Linked DNA regions of Homo sapiens: region 2 is linked to region 1. Evidence: read pairs that join two places in POLR2A ChIA-PET (ENCODE). Cell type or tissue: OCI-LY7. All regions are shown on one strand. Links, peaks and the distances in the headings refer to the core of each region. The heading gives the core; the rest is flanking DNA.

Region 1 (10,449 bases), core at 498-5,497:
AATAAATACATACATACATACATAAAAAAAAAATACAGTACAAAACTAGATACACAAAATGAGCTCGCTCACATTAAAACACATGCACAGAACCAAAAACGAGGTTCAGAAAAGGTAAGAACAAGCCCAAGTCCACCACTGTGTTAATGACTATCTCCTGTAGTAGAATTAGATTACTTCTGCATTTCTAAATTTTCTACAAGCTGACACTGCTTTTTTTCTGCCTTACTTCCATTGTGTAGTATGATACTGCTTTTATAATGGGAGAAATGCAGCTAATTTTTAAAATTATCTCTTTTTATTTTTATTTTATTTATTTATTTTTGAGATGGAGTCTCGCTCTGTCATCCAGGCTGGAGTGCAGTGGCAGAATGTTGGCTCACTGCAACCTGCACCTCCCAGGTTCAAGTGATTCTCCTGCCTCAGCCTCCCGAGTAGCTGGGATTACAGGCACCCGCCACCATGCCAGCTACTTTTTGTATTTTTTGTAGAGATGGGGTTTCTCCACGTTGGCCAGGCTGGTCTTGAACTCCTGACCTAAATTAATCCACCTGCCTCGGCCTCCCAAAGTGTTGGGATTACAGGTGTGAGCCACCGTGCCCAGCCTAAAAGCTATCCCTTTTTAAAGGCATAGCTCCCAGACACAGGTGTTACAGCCCCATGAAGTCCATTTTCAGAAGTCTAAATACAGGTATTTGCAGGGCTGTCTGCCCACAGGTACTCCTGGACTGTCCAGGCAGCCCCCTGTTGGGAGAGGAAAGAAGCTAAACCACAGGACAGCCCTTGCCCCCAAACAGAGTCTAGAATAGGACTAGGCAGAGGCCATGTCCAGCTGGGTACCCTCACCACAGGGAAAGGGAAAGGTGACCTCTTGGCCTCATACCTGCCATCTCCCGCTCCTCTCCAGCTCCCATCCCAAACTCTTACTCCTTACCATAATAATAGAAGAACTTGAAATCCTCTGGGGTGGGGGAGGGAAGGAAGACAGAAATGTTATTAATTGCATCCTCTGAATTTTTTATAAAAACAATGATGTGGACTTGTCACCTATCTAGGGATGAGAGAACAGGAGAGGAGCACCGGGTCCAGCCTGTGGGTCCCGTGTATTAGACATGGCAAGGCATCTGGAGGTCTGAGGTCTCCCTTTCTACATATGGCAGATGAGTTGCACCTTGGGGTGGGGGAAGTGGTAGTAAGAGAAAAGCAGGTTGGGGGCCAGCACTTGGTGTGTATCCAGACACTCCTCTGCCTCAGGCCTCCATTTCCCTGCCTTAAGAACAACTAGGCCAGGCACGGTGGCTCACACCTGTAATCCCAACTCTTTGAGAGGCAGAGGCGGGCGGATCACGAGGTCAGGAGTTTGAGAGCAGCCTGGCCAACATGGTGAAACCCTGCCTCTACTAAAGATACAAAAAATTAGCTGGGCGTGGTGGCACGTGCCTGTAATCTCAGCTACTCGGGAGGCTGGGGCAGGAGAATCTCTTGAACTCGGGAGGCAGAGGTTGCAGTGAGCTGAGATCATGCCATTGCACCCCAGCCTGGGTGATAGGGCGAGACTCCGAATCAAAAAAAAAAAAAAAGAACAACCAAACCCTTATCTGTGGAGCTTGGTGCTCAATAACACCTTGGGCCAGACTGCCTGCCTGGGTTCAATCCTGGCTCGCCACTTATTAGCTGAGTAATATCCAGAAAGTCTGCACCTCAGTTTTCTCATCTACAAAATGGGATGACAACCATACCTACCTTATAGCACTATCGTAAGGATAGAGATGAACAGTTCCTCGCACTAAAGAAGCATTTTTTTTTTTTTTGAGACAGAGTCTGGCTCTGTCACGCACTAAAGAAGCATTTTTTTTTTTTTGAGACAGAGTCTGGCTCTGTCACCCGGCTGGAGTGCAGTGGCGCAATCTCAGCTCACTGCAACCTCTGCCTCCCGGGTTCAAGCAATTCTCCTGCCTCAGCCTCCGGAGTAGCTGAGATTACAGGTGCGTGCCACCACGCCCGGCTAATTTTTTGTCGTATTTTTAGTAGAGACGGAATTTCACCATGTTAGCCAGGCTGATCTCGATCTCCTGACCTCATGATCCGCCCGCCTCAGCCTCCCAAAGTGCTGGGATTACAGGTGTGAGCCACCGTGCCCAGCCCTAAAGAAGCATTTTATAAGAGGTACCTTCTACTACCACCACTACTATTACTATTATTTCCCATATCCAGGTTTTAGGAATGCAGCCTAGAATCTCCTTCCTATGCTAGCACAACTCAAATGTTCCGTTGAGTCCATTATCCTCATTTAAAAATGGGGGATCCTGGCCGGGCACAGTGGCTCATGCCTGCAATCCCAGCACTTTGGGAGGCCGAGGCAGGTGGATCACCTGAGGTTGGGAGTTCAAGACCAGCCTGACCAACATGGAGAAACCCCAACTCAACTAAAAATACAGTTAGCCGGGCGAGGTGGCGCATGCCTATAATCCCAGCTACTCGGGAGGCTGAGGCAGGAGAATTGCTTGATCTTGGCAATGAGCTGAGATCATGTCATTGCACTCCACCCTAGGTAACAAGAGTGAAACTCTGTCTCAAAAAAGAAAAAGAAAAGGAAGAAAATCAGGAACCTAGGAAATCACTGCATCTTCCAAGACTCAGTTTAAGTCCCACCTTCTTCCAAAAAGTCTTCTCAGATCTTTCCAGCCCTTGGGTGTCACCCCCTCTTTTTGATACCACTTGTCTCTTCCCTTGGCGCTGTGACTGCTCACCCCCTAGTGACACCTCTTAGTCTCTTCATGTGTCATTCCCCTAACTAGATGGCAAGTCCTTTGAAAGCCAGGACCCTGTTTGTACCCCTCTGGGTGCCCCCAGCACTAACACCTAATAGGAATTCAATGAAGGTTTGGTTGGTTGGTTGACCAGGAGCCAAAGCTCTCAGGTCCTGCCCAGGCTCCTCCCCACAGACTCTTCCTCTCCTGCCCCAACTCAGGAATCCTCAGAACAGGGGGCTATACAGCATTAGGAGCAGAGTCTGAAGGAGAAACATCAGTGATACTAGGGTGAGGGGCTCAGTGCCAACCTGACAACAAGACTCCATCCTTCCAGGTAAGATGCAGACACCCTGTACTTCCACACACCTCACACTGAGGAGGCAGCCAGAGAGGGGCATTCTTCCCAGAAAGGGAAAAGGAAGGCCTCAATGTTTTCTGCTAACAAGAAGGTAGCCAGGCACGGTGGCTCATGCCTGTAATCCTAGCACTTTTGGAGGCCAAGGCGGGTGGATCACTTGAGGTCAGGAGTTCAAGACCAGCCTGACCAACATGGTGAAACCCTGAGTCTACTAAAAATGCAAAAAAACAATTAGCTGGGTGTGGTGGTGCACGCCTGTAGCCCCAGCTACTCAGGAGGCTGAGATGGGAGAATTGCTTGAACCCAGGAGGCAGAGGATGCAGTGAGCCAAAATCACACTACTGCACTGCAGCTTGGGATTCAGAGCAAGACTCTATCTCAAAAAAAAAAAAAAAAAAAGGTGGCCAGACGTGGTGGCTCACGCCTGTAATCCCAGCACTTTGGCAGGCCAAGGTGGCTAGATCAGGAGGTCAGGAGTTCGAGACCAGCCTGGCCAACATGGTGAAACCCCGTCTCTACTAAAAATACAAAAATTAGCTGGGCGTGGTGGCGGGCGCCTGTAATCCCAGCTATTCCGGAGGCTGAGGCAGGAGAATCGCTTGAACCTGGGAGGCGGAGGTTGCAGTGAGCCGAGCTCACGCCACTGCACTCTAGCATGGGCGACAGAGCAAGACTCCATCTCAAAAAAAAAGAGGTGGCAGGACTAGATCAGTGGTTTCCCAACGATTATTCCGGTAAGGTTTAGAGAGAACAGGGGGTCTTATGCTCCACCAATGGCCAGGCATGGTGGCTTATGCCTGCAATCCCAGCTCTTTGGGAGGCCGAGGCGGGCAGATCACCTGAGGTCAGGAGACCAGCCTGGCCAACATAGCAAAACCCTATCTCTACTAAAAATACAAAAAATTAGCCAGGCGTGATGGTGGGGGCCTGTAATCCGAGCTACTCAGGAGGCTGAGGTGGGAGAATCACTTGAACCTGGGAGACAGAGGTTGCAGTGAGCCGAAATCGTGCCACTGCAATCCAGCCTGGGCAACAGAATAAGACTCCATCTCAGAAAAAAACAAAACAAAACAAATGAAACAAAATAAAAACCACCCAATGAGCTGATATCTAAGGTCTTTTCTACACTAGCATTGTGTTATTGAAGGCTAGAGTGGCTGGAGAGCAGCTGAATGGGCTTAGTCTGCCCTGCCCCCTACCCCACTGAGCTGCCCTGGTTTATAAGGACCATTGGCTCCCAAGATCCAGACACAAGAAGCATCTGAGAGACAGCTGTTTCTGCCAGCGAAGCCCCTGGCTGCCAAGCCCCAATGAGGTATCCGCTGTCTATTCACCCTTCACTAGGAAACATGCATGTCAGAGGGAGGTGGGGGATATGTCAACTACTCATGGGCATTCAACCATTTCTCTTAAAAGCCCCAGCCACTAACTTGTGCATTCACCTGGGTTGGGGGTAGAAGGCAAGTGAGTCCCCTGAGAAGCTTCTGCAGCCATCAAAGCAGGGGTGGACACTGACCAAAGGCAACTTGGCCAATCTGTCCTCTACTCGCTACTTTGTCCTGCCCAGTTTCACTTCGGGACTCTATTTATTTATTTATTTTGAGACAGGGTCTCACTCTGCCACCCAGGCTGAAGTGCAGTGGTGCAATCTCAGCTCACTGCAACCTCTGCCTCCCAGGCTCAAACGATTCGCCTGCCTGAGCCTCCTGAGTAGCTGGGATTACAGGCGTGCACCACTAGGCCTGGCTAATTTTTGTATTTTCAGTAGAGACGGGGTTTCACCATGTTGGCCAGGCTGGTCTCGAACTCCTGACCTCAAGTGATCTGCCTGCCTCAGCCTCCCAAAGTGCTGGGATTACAGGCGTGAGCCACCGTGCCTGGCCTACTTTTCTGTAGTTTTTGTAGAGACAGGGTTTCACCATGTTGCCCAGGCTGGTCTCAAACTCTGGAGCTCAAGCAATCCACCCGCCTCAGCCTCCCAAAGTGCTGGGATTACAGGTGTGAGCCACCATACCTGGCCCTCACTTCTGGGACTCCATAGAGGCCATCTCTTCTGCCTGAAGTACTACTACTTTCACTTCCAAACTCTCAACAGGATCCATACTCCAAGAAGCCTTCCTAGATTCAGGCCTCCAGCAATCAAGTGGCACTGTGAATTTCCACACGACACTCATACTCAGAAAATTCCAACTAAACGTGCCTACTCTGAACCTATCCTGGTCCAGCCTATTCCGAACACGGCCATCATTAATAATTAAACCCACGCTGGGCACAGTGGCTCATGCCTGTAATCCCAGAACTTTGGGAGGCCGAGGCAGGCAGATCACGAGATCAGGAGTTTGAGACCAGCCTGACCAACATGGTGAAACCCTATCTTTACTAAAAATACAAAAATTAGCTGGGCGTGGTGGCACGCACCTGTATTCCCAGCTACTCAAGAGGCTGAGGCAGGAACATTGCTTGAACCCGGGAGGCAGAGGTTGCAGTGAGCCAGCATCACACCACTGCACTCCAGCCCGGGTGACAGAGTGAGACTCCGTCTCAAAAAAAAAAAAAAAAAAAAAAAAAAAAAAAAAAATATATATATATATATATATATATATATATATATATATATATAAATAAAACCCAAATATTCAAATATAAATAAAGAGATAGGGGCCTGGCATGGCGGCTCACGTCTGTAACCCCAGCACTTTGGGAGGCCAAGGCAGCAGATCACTTGAGAACAGTTCGAGACCAGCCTGGACAATATGGCAAAACCCCGTCTCTACTAAAAATACAGAAGTTGGCTGGGCATGGTGGCTCACCCCTATAATCCCAGCAGTTTGGGAGGCTGAGGTGGGCGGATCGCCTGAGGTCAGGAGTTGGAGACCAGCCTAACCAACATGGTGAAACCCTGTCTCTACTAAAAATACAAAATTAGCTTTTAGTACAAAATGTACTTTTAGTACAAAAATTAGCAGGGCATGGTGGCGGGCGCCTGTAATCTCAGCTACTTGGGAGGTTGAGGCAGGAGAATTGCTTGAACCCGGGAGGTAGATATTGCAGTGAGCTGAGATCGCGCCATTGTACTCCAGCCTGGGCAACAAGAGCGAAACTCCATCTCAAAAAATAAAATAAAATAAAAATAAAAATAAAAACGGCCAGGCACAGTGGCCCACGCCTGTAATCCCAGCACTTTGGGAGGCTGAGGTGGGCAGATCACCTGAGGTCAGGAGTTCAAGACAAGCCTGACCAGCATGGAGAAACCCCATCTCTACTAAAAATACAAAATTAGCCAGATGTGGTGGTGCATGCCTGTAATACCAGCTACTCAGGAGGCTGAGGGAGGAAAATCACTTCAGTCCGGGAGGCGGAGGTTGCAGTGAGCTGAGATCACGCCATTGCACTCCAGCCTGGGAAACAACAGCGAAACTCCGTCTCAAAAAATAAATAAATAAAAATAAATAAAATAAATAAAAATACAAAATTTAGCCGGGCGTGGTAGCGGGCGCCTGTAATCCCAGCTACTCAGGAGGCTGAGACACAAAAATCACTTGAACCCGGGAGGCAGAGGTTGCAGTGAGCCAAGACACTCCAGCCTGGGCAACAAAGGAAGAGTCTGTCTCAAAAATAAATACATAAAAAAACAAAGAGATAACAATATAATTTAAGCACTATAGAAAGTATTTAATATAAGAGAAAGATGAAACATACAATTACCAGAAAAAATGCAAAGATTAAATATTATATCTCTTTTGCATAATGAATTAACTGGCCTAATAAATGAAGATCATTTTAGTTTAAAATCCCAAAAATCAGAGGCCTTCTCTCCAGTAGTGACATCCAGAGCTCCATCTAGTGTTGCTTAATTCTTTCCTTCCTTCAATTATTAACTAAACATCATGCTAAGCATTAAAGATTAAAAGTTTATATGCAAATTCTATACCATAAAAAAAGATTAAAAGGTGACTAAGACATGGCCCTTGCCATCAAAGAGCTCACAGTCCACTAGGCAGGACAGACACAAATGCAGCTAACTGAACAAGGAAAATGCAAGAACAGAGAAGGCTGAGCTGTAAACTCTGCTTGGAAGAATTAGGGAAGATATCCCTGAAGAGGTGGCTTTTGATTTGTTTGTTTTTTTTTCTTTTTTGGCCCTTATTTTTTTTTTATTTTTTTTTATTTTTGAGACGGAGTCTCGCTCTGTCACCCAGGCTGGAGTGCAGTGGCGCCATCTCGGCTCACTGCAAGCTCCGCCTCCCAGTTTCAGCCATTCTCCTGCCTCAGCCTCCCGAGTAGCTGGGACTACAGGCGCCCGCCACCACGCCCGGCTAATTTTTTGTATTTTTTAGTAGAGACGGGGTTTCACCATGTTAGCCAGGATGGTCTCAATCTCCTGACCTCGTGATCCGCCCCGCCTCGGCCTCCCAAAGTGCTGGGATTACAGGTGTGAACCACCGCGCCTGGCCCCTTTTTTGGCTCTTAAAAAATAAACATGAGTTTAAATGGCCGGGTGCAGTGGCTCATGCCTATAATCCCAGCCCTTTGGGAGGCCGAGGCGGGCGGATCACGAGGTCAAGTGATCGAGACCATCCTGGCCAACATGGTGAAACCTCGTTTCTACTAAAAAAAAAAAAAAAAAAAATAGAAAGTCCCAGCTACTCGGGAGGCTGAGGCAGGAGAATGGCGTGAACCCCGGGGGGCGGAGCCTGCAGTGAGCCGAGATGGCGCCACTGCACTCCAGCCTGGGCGACAGTGAGACTGTCTCACTGTCTCACTCTCACAGGCTCGTGCCTGCAGCCCCAGCTACTCGGGGCTGAGGGGAAAAGATCCCTTGAGCCCAGGAGGTTGAGGCTGCAGTGAGCCATGATTGTACCACTGTACTCCAGCCTGGGGAACACAGTGAGACCCAAAAAAAAAAAGGAGAAAAATTAGTTGGGCGTGGTGGTGAGTGCCTGTAGTCCCAGCTACTTGGGAGACTGAGGCAGGAGAATCGCTTGAACCTGGGAGGCAGGGGTTGCAGTGAGCTGAGATCACACCACTGCACTCCAGCCTGGGCGACAGAGCGAGACTCCGTCTCAAAAAAAAAAAAAGAATAAACATGAGTTTAATAGGCAAAAAAAGACACAGGAGAAATAAAGCAGTCCGGGCCAGTGGAACTGCATCTGTGAGCACCCTGAGTCATAAAGGGGTTGTCATATCAGAAGATAGGAAGTTGGGCAGGGCACAGTGGCTCACACCTGTAATCCCAGCACTTTCAGAGGCCAAGGCAGGAGGATTGCTTCGGTCCAAGAGTTCGAGACCAGCCTTAGCAACATAATAAGAAACCTATCTCTACAAAAAATACAAAACTTAGCTGAGCACAGTGGCTCGTGCCTGCAGCCCCAGCTACTCAGGGGGCTGAGGGGAAAAGATCCCTTGAGCCCCAGGAGGTTGAGGCTGCAGTGAGCCATGATTGTACCACTGTACTCCAGCCTGGGGAACACAGTGAGACCCTATCTCCAAAAAAAAAAAAAAAAAAAAAGAAAGAAAAAGTTCGGTGGGACACAAAGGCAGGACTGGTGCTAGAAGAAGAGTGGGGCCAGCTCAGAGGGGTTGAGGGTGCCATGCTAGTGAGTTTGGATTTTAACTTGTAAGCAGTGAGATGCCAAAAATGGTTTTTAAGTAGAGGACTGATAAGACCAAGAAGGTTTTTAGAGTAACAACTCTGGCCTCAGAGAGGACAAGCTGAAGTGTGGGAAAATTTATTCCTCCCTCTGTCCCTACTCCCAGACTCAGGACAGGGCTCAGCACGTAGAGGAGTCTATGACATTAATTTTTTTTTTTTTTTTTGAGATGGAGTTTTGCTCTTGTTGCCCAGGCTGGAGTGCAATGGCGTGATCTTGGCTCACTGCAACCTCTGTCTCCCAGGTTCAAACGATTCTCATGCCTCAGCCTCCCGAGTAGCTGGGATAACAGGCTGGGATTACAGGCATGCCCCACCATGCCCAGCTAATTTTTGTATTATTAGTAGAGATGGGGTTTCACCATGTCGGCCAGGCTGGTCTCTAACTCCCAATCTCAGGTGATCCGCCCGCCTCGGCCTCCCAAAATGCTGGGATTACAGGCGTGAGGACATTGAATTTTTTTTTCCAAGGACAGATCAAGAAAGACCCTTACCTGCAGAGGCAGGTCAGTGGGGTCTCACCTGATCTCCCAAGGCTCCTTTCCATTCTAGGATTCACTTCTAGAATCTTAGAGCCAGCAGTATCACTTCATTCAAGACCACAAGAGACTCCAGAGTCACACAGACCTGGGTTGAATTCCAGCTCTGCCTTACTGCCTTACTGGCTGAATAAAAGCTACTTAACATTTCCTTTTGAGACAAGAGTCTTGCTCTCTCCCCCAAGCTGGAGTGCAGTGGCACAATCTCAGCTCACTGCAACCTCCACCTCCCAGGTTCAAGCAATTCTCCTGCCTCAGTCTCCCAAGTAGCTGGACCATGCCAGGCTAATTTTTGTATTTTTAGTAGAGACAGCGTTTCACCATGTTGGCCAGGCTAGTCTCGAACTCCTGACCTCAGGTGGTCTGCCCTCCTCGGCCTCCCAAAGTGCTGGGATTACAGGCGTGAGCCACTGTGCCCAGTTAACATTTCTAAGCCTCAGTTTCATCTGTGAAATGGGAATAATAATAATAAAGGAATCTCAGGGGAGTATTGTGAAGGTTAAATGAGACAATGTATGCAAAGTACTTAGCACAGTGCCTGGTACATAGTGTTGCACAGTATCCAGTCCCCTACCCCCTCCCCTCACCAAATTCATGTCCACCTAGAATCTGTGAATGTGACCTTACTTGGAAACAGGGTCTTTGCAGATGTAATCAAGTTAAAATGAGATCATACTGGATTGGGGTGAAACCTAAGTCCAATATGACTGGTGTCCTTAGAAGAGGAAAATTTGGACAGAGACAGAGACACATGGAGGAGAATGCTGTGTGAAGACAGAGGCAGAGATTAAAGTGATGCATCTACAAGGAATGCCAAAGATTGTCAAAAGCCACCAGAATCTAGGAGAGAGATGTGGAACAGATTCTTCCTTAGAACCTCAGAAGGACATGGCCCTGCCGACACTAATTTTACAACTTTTGGCCTCCAGAGCTGAGAGAGAATGTATTTCTTTTTTTGTTTGTTTTTTGTTTTTTGAGACAGAGTTTCCCTCTTGTCACCGAGGCTGGAGTGCAATGGCACGATCTCCTCTCACTGCAACCTCCGCCTCCTGGGTTCAAGCAATTCTCCAGCCTCAGCCTCCCCAGTAGCTGGGATTACAGGTGCGCCACCACTACGCCCGGCTAATTTTTGTATTTTTTTTTTTTTTT
Region 2 (12,848 bases), core at 4,235-9,234, 95 kb before region 1:
AACTAGCTGGGACGATGGGTACACGCCACCTGGCTATATTCTTTCTTATAGCATTATTTCAGCTAAAATAATAATAAATAGTAGTGACTTTATTATTTTAATTTAGTAACTTCATTTTAATGCAAATAGCATTGTATTTCATTTTTAAGTATAATGATGGCTATGTTTGTTTTTTTAATCAGAAATGGATGTTAATTTATATCTAGTGTCATTTTTGCCTCTATTGAGAGAATTGTGTGACACCTTTGCGGTTGGTTTGTTTTTTTTTGGTTTTTTTTTGGTGGGGTAGGGGGAACAAAGTCTTGCTCTGTTGCCCAGGCTGGAATGCAGTGGTAGGATCTCAATGCACCGCAACCTCCACTTCCTGGGTTTAAGCAATTCTCCTGCCCCAGTCTCCCAAGTAGCTGGTATTACAGGGACCCGCCAACACAACCGGCTAATTTTTTTTTTTCTTTGAGACAGAGTCTTGCTCTGTTGCCCAAGCTGGAGTGCAGTGGCACGGCCTTGGCTCACTGCAACCTCCATCTCCCGGGTTCAAGCAATTCTCCTGTCTAAGCCTCCCAAGTAGCTGGGACTACAGGCGCCCGCCACCATGCCCAGCTAATTTTTGGGTTTTTAGTAGAGATGGGGTTTCACTGTATTGGTCGGGCTGGTCTCAAACTCCTGACCTCAGGTGATCCGCCCACCTCGGCCTCCCAAAGTGCTGGGATTACAGGCATGAGCCACCTCACCTGGCCAAGAGATGCTCCCAAGAACGGGCTGGAACCACCCACCTCCAGAGTTGGAGGCAAGCACACCAATCAACTGCAAGACACAGAGGGTCAAGTGGCACTCTGTATTTTTTTTAGTAGAAACGGGGTCTCACCATGTTGGCCAGGCTGGTCTCAAACTCCTGACCTCAGATGATCTGCCCGCCTCGGCCTCCCAAAGTGCTGGGATTACAGGCGTGAACCACCACGCCCAGCCACCTCTGACGTCTTATGTTGATGAGTTATAAAGGGTAAGCCACCCATGCATTTTTGGGAATACATCCTTTACTTGTTTATGGCACATTACCGTTTATCATAGTGTTAGATTTAATTTTCAAGTATTCTATATTAGACTTTTACACCAACGTTTCTAAGTAGTGTGGTTTTCTGCACTGTCAGCATTTGAGAACAAAGCTATATCAACTTTGTGACACACACAGGCTGTTGTCCATCTGTTCCTTGGCTCTGTGACAGTCTCTACAAAGCATTTACAGGCTCTACTTCTTCAACATTTTTCAAAATTTTCCCTCAAAACTATTTGATACAACTATCTTTCTTTTTTTTTTTATTTTTTTTTTTGAGACGGAGTCTTGCTCTGTGACCCAGGCTGGAGTGCAGTGGCGCAATCTCAGCACACTGCCAGCTCTGCCTCCCGGGTTCATGCCATTCTCATGCCTCAGCTTCCCGAGTAGCTAGGACTACAGGTGCCCACCACCACGCCCGGCTAATTTTTTGTATTTTTAGTAGAGACAGAGTTTCACCATGTTAGCCAGGATGGTCTCAATCTCCTGACCTTGTGATCCGCCCGCCTCTGCCTCCTAAAGTGCTGGGATTACAGGCGTGAGCCACCGCGCCCAGCCTCTTTCTTTCCACCGCGCCCAGCCTCTTTCTTTCTTTCTTTCTTTTTTTTTTTTTGAGACAGAGCTTCGCTCTTGTTGCCCAGGCTGGAGTGCAATGGTGCGATCTCAGCTCACAGCAACCTCCGCCTCCCGGGTTCAAGCTTCCGGAGTAGCTGGGATTACAGGCATGCGCCACCATGCCCGGCTAATTTTGTATTTTTAGTAGAGACGGGGTTTCTCCATGTTGATCAGGCTGGTCTCGAACTCTGGACCTCAAGTGATCTGCCCGCCTCGGCCTCCCAAAGTGCTGGGATTACAGGCGTGAGCCACCGCACCCAGTGATACAACTATCTTTCAATCGTTTTTAAGAGTTACTGTCTATCCAGTCATTTTAATTTTTTTTTTCACATCTGCTTAGTTTTTCATTTAGTTAAGTATTAAGGACCAGCTAATCAACTCATTAGATTGGTCAAGGCAAGACACTTGAACTACACAGCAGGATTTAAAAAGCAGTTGGTTTTTGGTAGTTCTCTGGTAACCACACAAACACATACACACAAATTTGTAGAGTACTCTGAATATAGGATTTCCCCCGTGATCTTGTATAATGCCCTGTTCACAATCTGCAGTATTTTGGAAATTATATAAATTGGACACGGCCAAATTAAAGATATCTCATAAACTCCTATAAAGTATTTGGGAACTTCAGCTGTATTCCCAAAAAAATCAGTTTTAAACTATAAAGACAAAAATGCATATAAAATCAAAACAGATTTAACAGACATCTTTGAAAAAAATCAAATTACAGTTCAATTTTCTACTTTTTCAAATATGACTAAAAAAAAAGTTACAAGTAGTAATGTCTATCATTTTTTTTTAAAAAAACCCTAATGATTTTTTTTTTTTTTTGAGATGGAGTCTCGCTCTGTCACCCAGGCTGGAGTGCAGTGGTGTGATCTCAGCTCACTGCAGGCTCCGCCTCCTGGGTTCACACCATTCTCCTGCCTCAGCCTCCTGAGTAGCTGGGACTATAGGCACCCGCCACCACGCCCAGCTAATTTTTCATATTTTTAGTAGAGACGGGGTTTCACTGTGTTAACCAGGATGGTCTCCATCTCTTGACCTCGTGATCCGCCCGTCTCAGCCTCCCAAAGTACTGGGATTACAGGCCTGAGACACTATGCCCAGTCATGATTTTTTTTTAAGAGACAGGGTCTCAGGCCAGGTGCAGTGGTTCACAGCTGTAATCCCTAAATCTCTACTAAAAATACAAAAAACTAGCCAAGCGTGGTGGCACATGCCTGTAATCCCAGACACCTGGGAGGCTGAGGCAGGAGAATCGTGCCATTGCATTCCAGCCTGGGCAACAAGAGTGAAACTCCATTTCAGAAAAAAAAAGAGATGGAGTCTCAAAAGCTGGTCTCGAACTCCTGCACTCAAGTGATCTGCCTGCCTCGGCCTCCAAAAGTGCTGGCATTACAAGTGTAAGCCACCACCCCCAGCCAGATTCTTTAATAAATTTCAGTCATTATATTTCCCTGGCACAGATTTATTAGCATAGCACCAAACATGGTAACCCCGATAAATATTAAAATATTTTCCTATCACAATGATCACAAATCTAATTATTAGTATACATTTCCTTAAATGGTAGCCCTCTGTTAAATGGTAAGCTCTCTGGGGACAGTGAATTTTTTCATCCCATTCCCTGCTCTATCTATATCCCTAGTACCTACTGGGTACCTAGAATGTACTCAAGAAATAGCTGTGGGCCAGGCGCAGTGGCTCATGGCTGTAATCCCATCACTTTGGGCAGACTGCTGGAGTTCAGGAGTTTGAGACCAGCCTGGGCAACATGGTGATACCCTGACTCTATAAAAAAATTTTTTTAATTAGCCAGGCATGGTGGTGCTTGCCTGTAGTCCCAGCTACTCAGGAGGCTGAGGTGGGAGGATTGCTTGAGTCTGGGAAGTCGAGGCTGCAATGAGCCATGATTGTGCCACTGCACTCCAGTCTGGGTGACAGAGTGAGACCCTATCTCAAAAAAAAAAAAAAAGGAAAAATAGTTGGGAAGCTATGAATGAAATTAAAGCCTCTTTTTTTTTCTTTGTTTTACCTATTGTCCTTTTATTTTTCTACATTAGAATTGCCAAAGTCACATTTTTTTTCCTTTTTTTTTTAAGTACTGGATCCTAAATGACTTATCTATTTTATATTTTTAATTTCAAATTTATTAATTTCAAAGTTGTATTCAAAAGAAAATTAATAATCGTAAATTATTTCCTAAAAAATGAGACTGAAATAAATGAAAATAAATTAATCTATTGGCCTAAAGTTAGAAAAAAGAATAAAACAAACTTTGCCATTATTTTAGGTTTGTATTATGTAAAGAACATGAAACTTTCTTATTCAATCTAAACTCCATTTCAGTTGGAGACTTATTCCACTGAAATTTATCATCATGACTGATATATCTGTCTTTGCTTTTATCTGTTTCACATTTTAATATTATAATGCTTCCTTTGTTGTAAATATGATTTTATTTAGTTTCTTCACCTCTTATGATCTGCAAAGCATATTTCTTGCTTTTCAATTCTAGTAGCATACCGTTTACTACTTTTAAAAAATCTTGACTTGGCAGGACGCGGTGGCTCACTCCTGTAATCCTAACACTTTGGGAGGCTGAGGCGGGTGGATCACCTGAGGTCAGGAGTTCGAGACCAGCCTAGACAACACGGCAAAACCCCATCTCTACTAAAAATGCAAAAATTAGCCAGGCATGGTGGCAGGCGCCTGTAATCCCAGCTACTTGGGAGGCTGAGGCAGAAGAATTGCTTGAACCCAGGAGGAAGAGGTTGCAGTGAGCTGAAATTGCACCACTACACTCCAGCCTGGGCGACAGAGCGAGGCTGTCTCAAAAAAAAAAAAAAAGTTTGCTTCTTTTTTCCAGCAGCATTCCAAGAGAGAAATGACAGGACGTGAACTAAGCCCAGGACTAGGCAATTAAAGGAGAGGGAATAGATTTGAGAGCAGTGAAGGGCATACTAACCAATGGAGAAGAAGAATAAACAAAGCTAGGCAGCAAGCAGTGCCTTAAGGGCCCCCAAAGTCCATGTTGAGGAGGAGTTGGGGGCTCATGCTGAATGTCTCTCAAGCTCACTTCCCACAACAGCAACCCTTGCAACACACACCTCACTAGACCCTCACCCCCTCACCGTAACCCATGAGGCGGATATTATCATTTCCATTCTACAGATGAATAAACACAGTTCAGAAAAGTTCAACTGAATTCTGGTCTTTGGAATCCAAAAACGTCTTGAGCTACCACTGGGCAGCTGAGGCAGGGTTAGGCTGTGTGGGAAAACCAAGGACAAGACTTTGACCCACTGGATCAACCTTACCATCGAGTTGTAGGCAACAAAAAGAACATACCTGATAAAATGGAAAACAGAAAGCAGCAGCTAATTCAGCGCTAACTGGTGGTGAACAGAGAACACAGTCTCAGAGATCAGGGATAAGATTTCCAGTGGGCACTGGGCTCCCACACTGCCAGTTACCTGAACAACCCTGGGTTATCTGGCCATCTCGGCATATTTAGTAATCATGGAGGTGGGGATGTTTGGATGACAAATTATCTGGTCAACCCAGCAATGCCCCGCATTTGAACTATGTTTACCAATATTTATAGATTATCCTGTGCAAATTTCACAGGCCCACTGCAGAGCAGTGATTCAGAAACTTTTTTGGTCATAGACCTGTTAAGAATCTGATGAAAGCTATAATCTCCCTCTCCACAAAAATAACAAATACAAAATCGTCTATGTAATTTTGACACGTTCATATCCTTTGACAGAGCAACTCCACTTCCAGGAATTTGTCCTACAGATATACAAGCACAAGGACAAAGACAGGTACAAGGATATTTGTGGTGGCATTGTTTAAAATAGGAAACCCTCTGAAACAAACCTGAAGTCCACCAGTAGGGCACTGGTGAAATAAACCAGGGAAGTGGGGGCAGGATGGGGTGAGGGAGTACAGACAGCACCGGCTTCAGGTTTAGCTTCCCTTTAAAAGATGCAGGGGCCTTCCTGCCCCCCACCCAACCTGGTGCCCCCAACTCAGCAAGGTCCCTGGAGAGGAAGAAATGCAAGCAACCGCGCAGGAGGAGGCTAAATAATGAATTGTAAGTGTGTGTTTTCTTTGGCCAGGGCAGTCTGGCCAAGCTCTGGGGGCTGCTGGGCAAACATTTTTCATATTTTAGTAGCTGGCCTATGCCCAAGGCAGTCAAAAGTTAAGCAAGCTTTGAATGAGCTGCTCCCTTGCTCTCCACGGCCCCAAGAATTCTTAATGAGGTTCTAAGGCAGCGGCCTCCAGGCCCCCAGCAAACTGGTCATGTTGCCTTAAATATCACTCACCCTTCACTACTTTTAATGAATGCAAATGATTCAGCAACAAAACACTTAGCCTGAAGTGAAATCCGTCTTTGTGCAGCCGGTTTCACCAGCTTGCTGACAGCCCAGCTCAGGCAGGGCCCTACCGGACAGGCAGGCAGGCTGGCCCAGCACAGCCGCAGGTGCCCAGGCTAGCCCAGGCAGACCCCTGCACACCCAGGGCAGCAGCAAAAGGCAGGAAGTGCAGAGCACAAGGGAAGCTCTCCATCCCACCTACCACCCCAGCGACCAGGTGCAGACCTTCACATCTCCACCTCTTTATGACTCTGGCTCCAGGGCAGAGGAAAGTGTGAGCAGGAAAAACAAAAGGTATTTATTTGATCTAAGGAATGGGGCTTAGTTCCAGGCACCTCAAAGGCTTGTCCGGTCACCACCCACCCCCACCTCCCCTTCACCTGAGGCCAGGTTCCAGAGGAACTCAGAAAGAGAACCCGCAAAGCTCCCTTGGATCCCGGTCCTCCTTCACCAACTGCAAGGAAGTGACAAAAACGGAGACAGTGTGAAGAACCCAATTTACACCGTTTTCGAAGTTCTGTTTTGGCAGCAAAAACTGAAAGCAGTTTTTCAGGAGTCTGAGAGCAACTTTTAACTAATTTCTCTCCAACCTGAGGCTCAGGGGGATTTCTTGCCCTGTCAGCCTGATCAACACCTCTCCCCGAGGCTGAGATAGCAGGCCTGGCCCAGAACAGGCAGCTGTTAATTCAGCTGCCACATCTTCACCCGAGAGGCCAGCCGCTGGCGGGAGACCCACAGAGGTCCATGCAGGCTCTCTCTAGGCTTTCTTGGTTGTGGATACAAATATGGAATCGGAGGGCATTAGACCCAAACTAGGCAACTGGCTGAACTCAGGACTACTGAGAGCTTACACATATCTGTGTAGCTGCATTAGATATAAAAAGGGCTTTGAAGTATTTGTTGACTTGGTTTAAAAGAAACCATGGTCCCTTTCAACCCTCACAGGACAATGAAGACAAGATCAGTCTCCCCAACAGAAAAAAGTTTCTCATTGTATCTTAGAGGGCCTCCAAAAATAAGTTGTATTGCATCAAAAATGCCCTTAGCTGTACATCCATCTTTTAGAAAAAGAGCACTGCAATTTTCTTAAAACAATCAGGAAGAACATTTCAATGCTGTTCTTCCCCATCATTTAAGGCACACCATCTATTATACAATACCTTATTCTTCAAAACACTCTCATAGGAAGCCAACCGAAGCGGAGAAGAGCATTCCTTAATCGAGGGGCTGAGTCTCCTAGCCCCTGGGACTCTTAAGTTCTTGCCTTCCATAAATTGGCCCCTTTCCTTCCTGGGCCTCAGTGACAACGCAGAAAGAATGCTTTCCGAAACCCATATGTGGTAAAGTGCTTAAGCCTACAGAAGTGAACAGGTAGAAGGCTTGACACACGCATCTACACAGCAATCTACTGTGGGTTTTTTTGTTGTTGTTGTTTTGGTTTGTTTGTTTGTTTAAGACAGAGTTTCATTCTTGTTGCCCAGGCTGGAGTGCAATGGCACAATCTTGGCTCACTGCAACCTCCGCCTCCCAGGTTCAAGCGATTCTCCTGCCTTAGCCTCTCAAGTAGCTGGGATTACAGGCATGCGCCACCACACCTGGCTAACTTTTTTTTTTTTTTTTTTTTTTTTAGTAGAGACTGGGTTTCTCCATGTTGGTCAGGCTGGTCTCGAACTCCCTACCTCAGGTGATCCGCCTGCCTCAGCCTCCCAAAGTGCTGGGACTACAGGCGTGAGCCACTGCGCCCGGCCTTTTTATTTATTTATTTATTATTATTATTATTTTGAGACAGAGTCTCGCTCTGTAGCCCAGGCTGGAGCGCAGTGGCATGATTTCAGCTCACTGCAACCTCCGCCTCCCGGTTCAAGCAATTCTCCTATCTCAGCCTCCCAAGTAGCTGGGACTACAGGTGCCCACAACCACGCCTGGCTAATTTTTGTATTTTCAGTAGAGACAGGGTTTCACCATGTTGGTCAGGCTGGTCTTGAACTCCTGACCTCAGGTGAGCCACCGTGGCCTGGCCAGCAATCTATTTTAAAAAACAATTTTGTGGCCGGGCGCAGTAGCTCATGCCTGTAATCCCAGCACTTTGGGAGACAGAGACGGGCGGATGACGAGGTCAGGAGATCGAGACCATCCTGGCTAACACGCTGAAACCCCGTCTCTACTAAAAATACAGAAAAATAAAAATAAAAAATTAGCCAGGCATGGTGGCAGGCGTCTATAGTCCCAGCTACTCGGGAGGCTGAGGCAGGAGAATGGCGTGAACTCAGGAGGCGGAGCTTGCAGTGAGCCGAGATCGTGCCACTGCACTCCAGCCTGGGCGACGAGACGGACTCCGTCTCAAAAAAAAAAAAAAAATTTGCTTTTGATATTCATACAAAAGGGACACAACTTTGTCTCTTCACCTACCATATAAACCCCATAACCAAACCACCCCACCATCAAATGAACCAGAAAGCAACCAAAAAAAGAATTCCTTAGCCTTTGGGAAGTTACAACGTGACTGAAGGGGGAAAACTGGTGAGGCAGGAGAACAGGGTCTGCAGGCAGGGAATCTAAGGCTGTTTCACACCGACGTCCTCCAACTAAATTGAAATGAAAGCCCTATCTACTTTCCAGGCCTAAGTAACAAAAAGAGCAGAGGCTACTACTCCCTTTGAACTTTTTTGCCAGGCAGATGGGAAATTGGCTGTCTGCAGCCAATCATACTGAGTGCGAATCCTGTCTTCGTTTGCAACTTTGTAACTTTACTCCAGCCTCTGAATGGTTGCTGTCCACAACCAATCAGACTGACTGCTGGCCCAGTCTTCCTTTGCGTAGAAGTATAACTTTAACTTCACCCTAGCCTCTGACTGGTTGCTTTTTCTAACCAATGAGATGTTTGCACAGGAGCATGACATTTGCATGAAGTGGCCAGTGGGAAACTTTTAGGGGGTATTTGGGTCCAGGAAGATTCTGTATCCCAGCCCTTAAGCCGCTGCTTGGGTCTGCTCCCACACTGTGGAGTGTACTTTCATTTTCAATAAATCCCTGCCTTCGTTCTTCTGTTGCTTCATTCTTTCTTTGCTTTGCTGGGGGTTTTGTCCAATTCTTTGTTCAAAACACAAAGAACCTAGACACTCACAGTCATGACCCTTTACCAGTGACAATGGCATTCAGCAATGCTTGGGTAGCACAAAATAGAATGGATGGCAACCAGCTGTCTCCACAAAGTTAGAATCAGCCCCACACAAGTGTGCTGCTGGGGAAGAAAACGCTAGCATCTCCTGTCCGTCTCCTGCCTGCCTGACCCAGGTCTCCATCCTCTGAGCTCCTGACATTTACTGTGTGCCTCTCTTTGGTCTTCTCTGTATCCTTGTCTTGTTAATCACTCTCTCCAGATTCTGTCTTGATTCACCTACCAGCAATCCATTCCTGGAGTGAACCTCCAGTGTCCCCCAGCTCAGCCTTTCAAAATGGAGACTTTGAATTAGCCGGGCGTGGTCGTGGGCGCCTGTAATCCCAGCTACTCTGGAGACTGAGGCAGGAGAATCGCTTGAACCTGGGAGGTGGAGATTGCAGTGAGCTGAGATTGTGCCGTTGCACTCCAGCCTGGGCAACAAGAGTGAAACTCCGTCTCAAAAAAAAAAAAAAAAAAAAAAAGGAGATCCTATCATTAGAGAGTCACTGTATTCTTTCCATAATAGATAGACTGTCTGCCTTGTTAGGGACACCTACCTCCTCTTGTAAACATCTCTTGCCTTATAAAGACTTAAAGTCACCCCGCCCCCCTGCCATCAGCATGCACACATGCATACAATACTTAGCATGATGCTTTATGCCTTAAGCATCATTTGTTATTTACATGCCAGACTAAAAGGAAAACAGGTTTTATTGAAAGTTACTGGTAGATGGGAAGCAAAACTAGGCCTGTAAATTACAGTTATAACCATCACAGATAAGCATCACAGTCATAGCCATCACAGATAACCATCACAGCTATAACCACCACAGATAACCATCACAATTATAACTACCACAGATAACCATCAGTTATAACCTCCACAGATAACCATCACAGTTATAACCTCCACAGATAACCATCACAGTTATAGCCAACTTTTACTGAGCATTCACAGTATCACAGACTAAGTCCTTCACATATACTGAATTTAGAAGATGCTCCATTATTTATGTGCACCAAGAGGACAAAGTGGTACTAGTTGAACTAAGGCACAATGTTATATACAGTAGTCCCCCCAATCCTGGGGGGGATATGTTCTATGACCCCCCAGTGGATGCCTAAAACCTCAGGTAGTAACAACCCCCAAATGTTATGTTTTATGCCTATATATACATACCTACAATAAAGTTTCATTTATACATTAGGCACTTGACATCTGTAATCCCAGCACTTTGGGAGGCTGAGGTAGTAGGAGGATTGCTTGAGTCTAGGAGTTCAAGATCAGCCTGGGCAACAGAGCAAGAGCCTATCCCTACAAAAATTTAGCTGGGCGTGATGGCACACACCTGTAGTGCCAGCTACTTGGGAGGCTGAGGTGGGAGGATCACTTGAGCCCAGGAGGTCGAGGCTGCAGTGAGCCATGATTGCACCACTGCATTCCAGCCTGGGCAACAGAGCAAGACCATATCTCTAAAAAACAAATAAATAAATTAGGCACAGTAGGCCGGGCACAGAGGCTCACGCCTGTAATCCCAGCACTTTGGGAGGCCGAGGTGGGTGGATCACGAGGTCAGGAGTTCAAGACCAGCCTGACCAACATGGTGAAGCCCCATCGCTACTAAAAATACAAAAATTAGCTGGGCGTAGTGACACGTGCCTGTAATCCCAGCTGCTCAGGGGGCTAAGGCAGGAGAATCACTTGAACCCGGGAGGTGGAGGTTGGAGTGAGCTGAGATCGCGCCACTGCACTCCAGCCTAGGCCACAGAGCAGGACTCCATCTCAAAAATAAAATAAATTAAAAAAAGAGTTACTTGAACCCAAGCATCTGATACCCTGACATTCGATAAACTGGACAAAGGGATGATTCATGTCCTGGGCGGGATGGAGTGGGATATCAAGAGATTTTATCATGCTACTCTGAATGGCATAAAACTTAAAACTTGTAAGTTGTTTATTTCTGTAATTTTCCATTTAATATTTTTTGACCATGGGTAGCTGAAACCACAGAAAATGAAACCACAGATAAGGGGTGACTACCGTAATTAATTATAAGTTACATCCCAATTTCAAAGATGTGCAAATGTGAAAAGAAAAAACATCTAAGAGTTAATGAAATGCAGTACCATCTCACTCAACTCTTGCAAGAACTCTAACGAGACTGGTATTATTATTCCTATCTTACAAAAGAGGAAACCGGCCAGGCGCAGTGGCTCACGCCTGTAATCCCAACACTTCGAGAGGCCGAGGTGGGTGGATCACCTGAGGTCAGGAGTTGGAGACCAGACTGGCCAACATGGTGAAACCCCATTTCTACTAAAACAAAAATATACAAAATTAGCCAGCCATGGTGGTGTGGGCCTGTAGTCCCAGCTAGTTGGGAGGCTGAGCCAGGAGGGTCACTTGAACCCAGGAGACAGAGATTGCAGTGAGCCAAGATCACGTCACTGTACTCCAGCTTGGGCGACAGAGTGAGACCCCATCTCCAAAACAAAAAAAAAAAAAAAAAAGAGGAAACCGAAGCTCAGAGAAGTGAAGTAAACTAAGGTCTCTCAGCCAGTAAGCTGTGGAGCCAGAAGTCAGTTCCTGAACAGATTTCTGAATTTCCCTGGGAAGCGGGGAGCAAGGAGGGGGCAGCCAGGCTTCAGACAGATCCTTCTTGGTTAGGCTGACCCATCAGAGGCAAATAACCCTGACTTGGCTGATCCCTAAAATCAGGGTCTTTCTTCAAGTGCACCTTCACAGGTCCTACTTCCAGAAACAACAACAAAAAAAAAGAAAACAGGTTTCCCTAGCTCCTTCCTTACAAAACTGGCTGGAAGTGAGGGGGGAACCTCTCAGCCAACTTGTTATATATAAAGCACATTTAACGAGCCTTTCAGGTCCTGGGAGTAGAAGAAGGAAGGATTCATTGGAAATCTGATACTTTGGCAACCAAGCGGGAGGGACAAGGCCCTGAGCATCAGAGCCTGAGGATAAACACCATCCCAAACCTTTGTCTGCCAGAAGGAGATACTTCCTGGGGGAGCAGGAGGCAGCAATGCTTTGTATGACAAAGCCCACCTAACAACAACCTCCACTGGAGACCTGGCTAGGGTCTTTGTACAACCCACCTAACCATAAACCCTCTATCTTTTCCCAAACCTGCTGGGGTCCCTCTCTCCACAAATACCTGTGACCATCATAAACGCCCTTAAACAGCCCCAGTTTACTGCTCAGCCTGCCTGCTGCTAAATGAGGGCATTTGTTTCAAATTTGCAAATACCGACAGCAGTGGAAACCTAAGTCCACCCCTAAAATGAAATGTTCTGCATTCCTCCAGGCCTGAAGCACCAGCTTCAAAAGCTGCAAGAGGCCCCGGCTGTTTACTCACTGGTGGGGCTATTGGGAGAAGTATTTTCCTGCTCCCTGAGGAGGCTCCTTTGATCCAGGCAGAGTGGGAAGGGGCAGAGAGCGGTGCCACCTGCACCAAGGCTAGGCTGAGCCCACGCTCTCCTACCCCTTTCTGGGTCACCAGCGGCAGCTGTGCAGTGCCTGGAAAAGGGAGTCTCTTGGAAAGGCCCAAGTAGAGACTCGCCTAAAATTGCTGTCTGGAGACAGAGCAAGCTGGCTTGGTGGCTTCCGCAGGATCTC

Evidence for each region. Peaks named below come from ENCODE experiments on the same cell type or tissue, not always from the same donor. Only the 100,000 strongest peaks of a DNase experiment are listed, where the experiment ranks them.
Region 2: POLR2A ChIA-PET joins it to region 1 with 13 read pairs; 10 of 35 experiments call an interaction of 5 or more read pairs at or near these places.

What each region holds. Positions count from the first base shown.
Region 1 is chr6:42,993,298-43,003,746 of GRCh38, reverse strand. The region is part of intron 2 of PPP2R5D (protein phosphatase 2 regulatory subunit B'delta); the gene reads right to left. Among named protein-coding and RNA genes, the nearest start is that of PPP2R5D, 14 kb to the right of the region's middle. In OCI-LY7, for the core only: no CTCF peak of the experiment used is centred there; no DNase peak of the experiment used is centred there.
Region 2 is chr6:43,090,032-43,102,879 of GRCh38, reverse strand. All of the region lies in intron 1 of PTK7 (protein tyrosine kinase 7 (inactive)), which reads right to left. Among named protein-coding and RNA genes, the nearest start is that of PTK7, 20 kb to the right of the region's middle. RefSeq lists enhancers at 6,152-6,241, 6,282-6,351, 6,822-6,921, 11,471-12,064, 12,065-12,659 and 1 more. In OCI-LY7, for the core only: no CTCF peak of the experiment used is centred there; a DNase peak (open chromatin) is centred at 6,209; H3K4me3 peaks cover 1,463 bases; H3K27ac peaks cover 1,320 bases.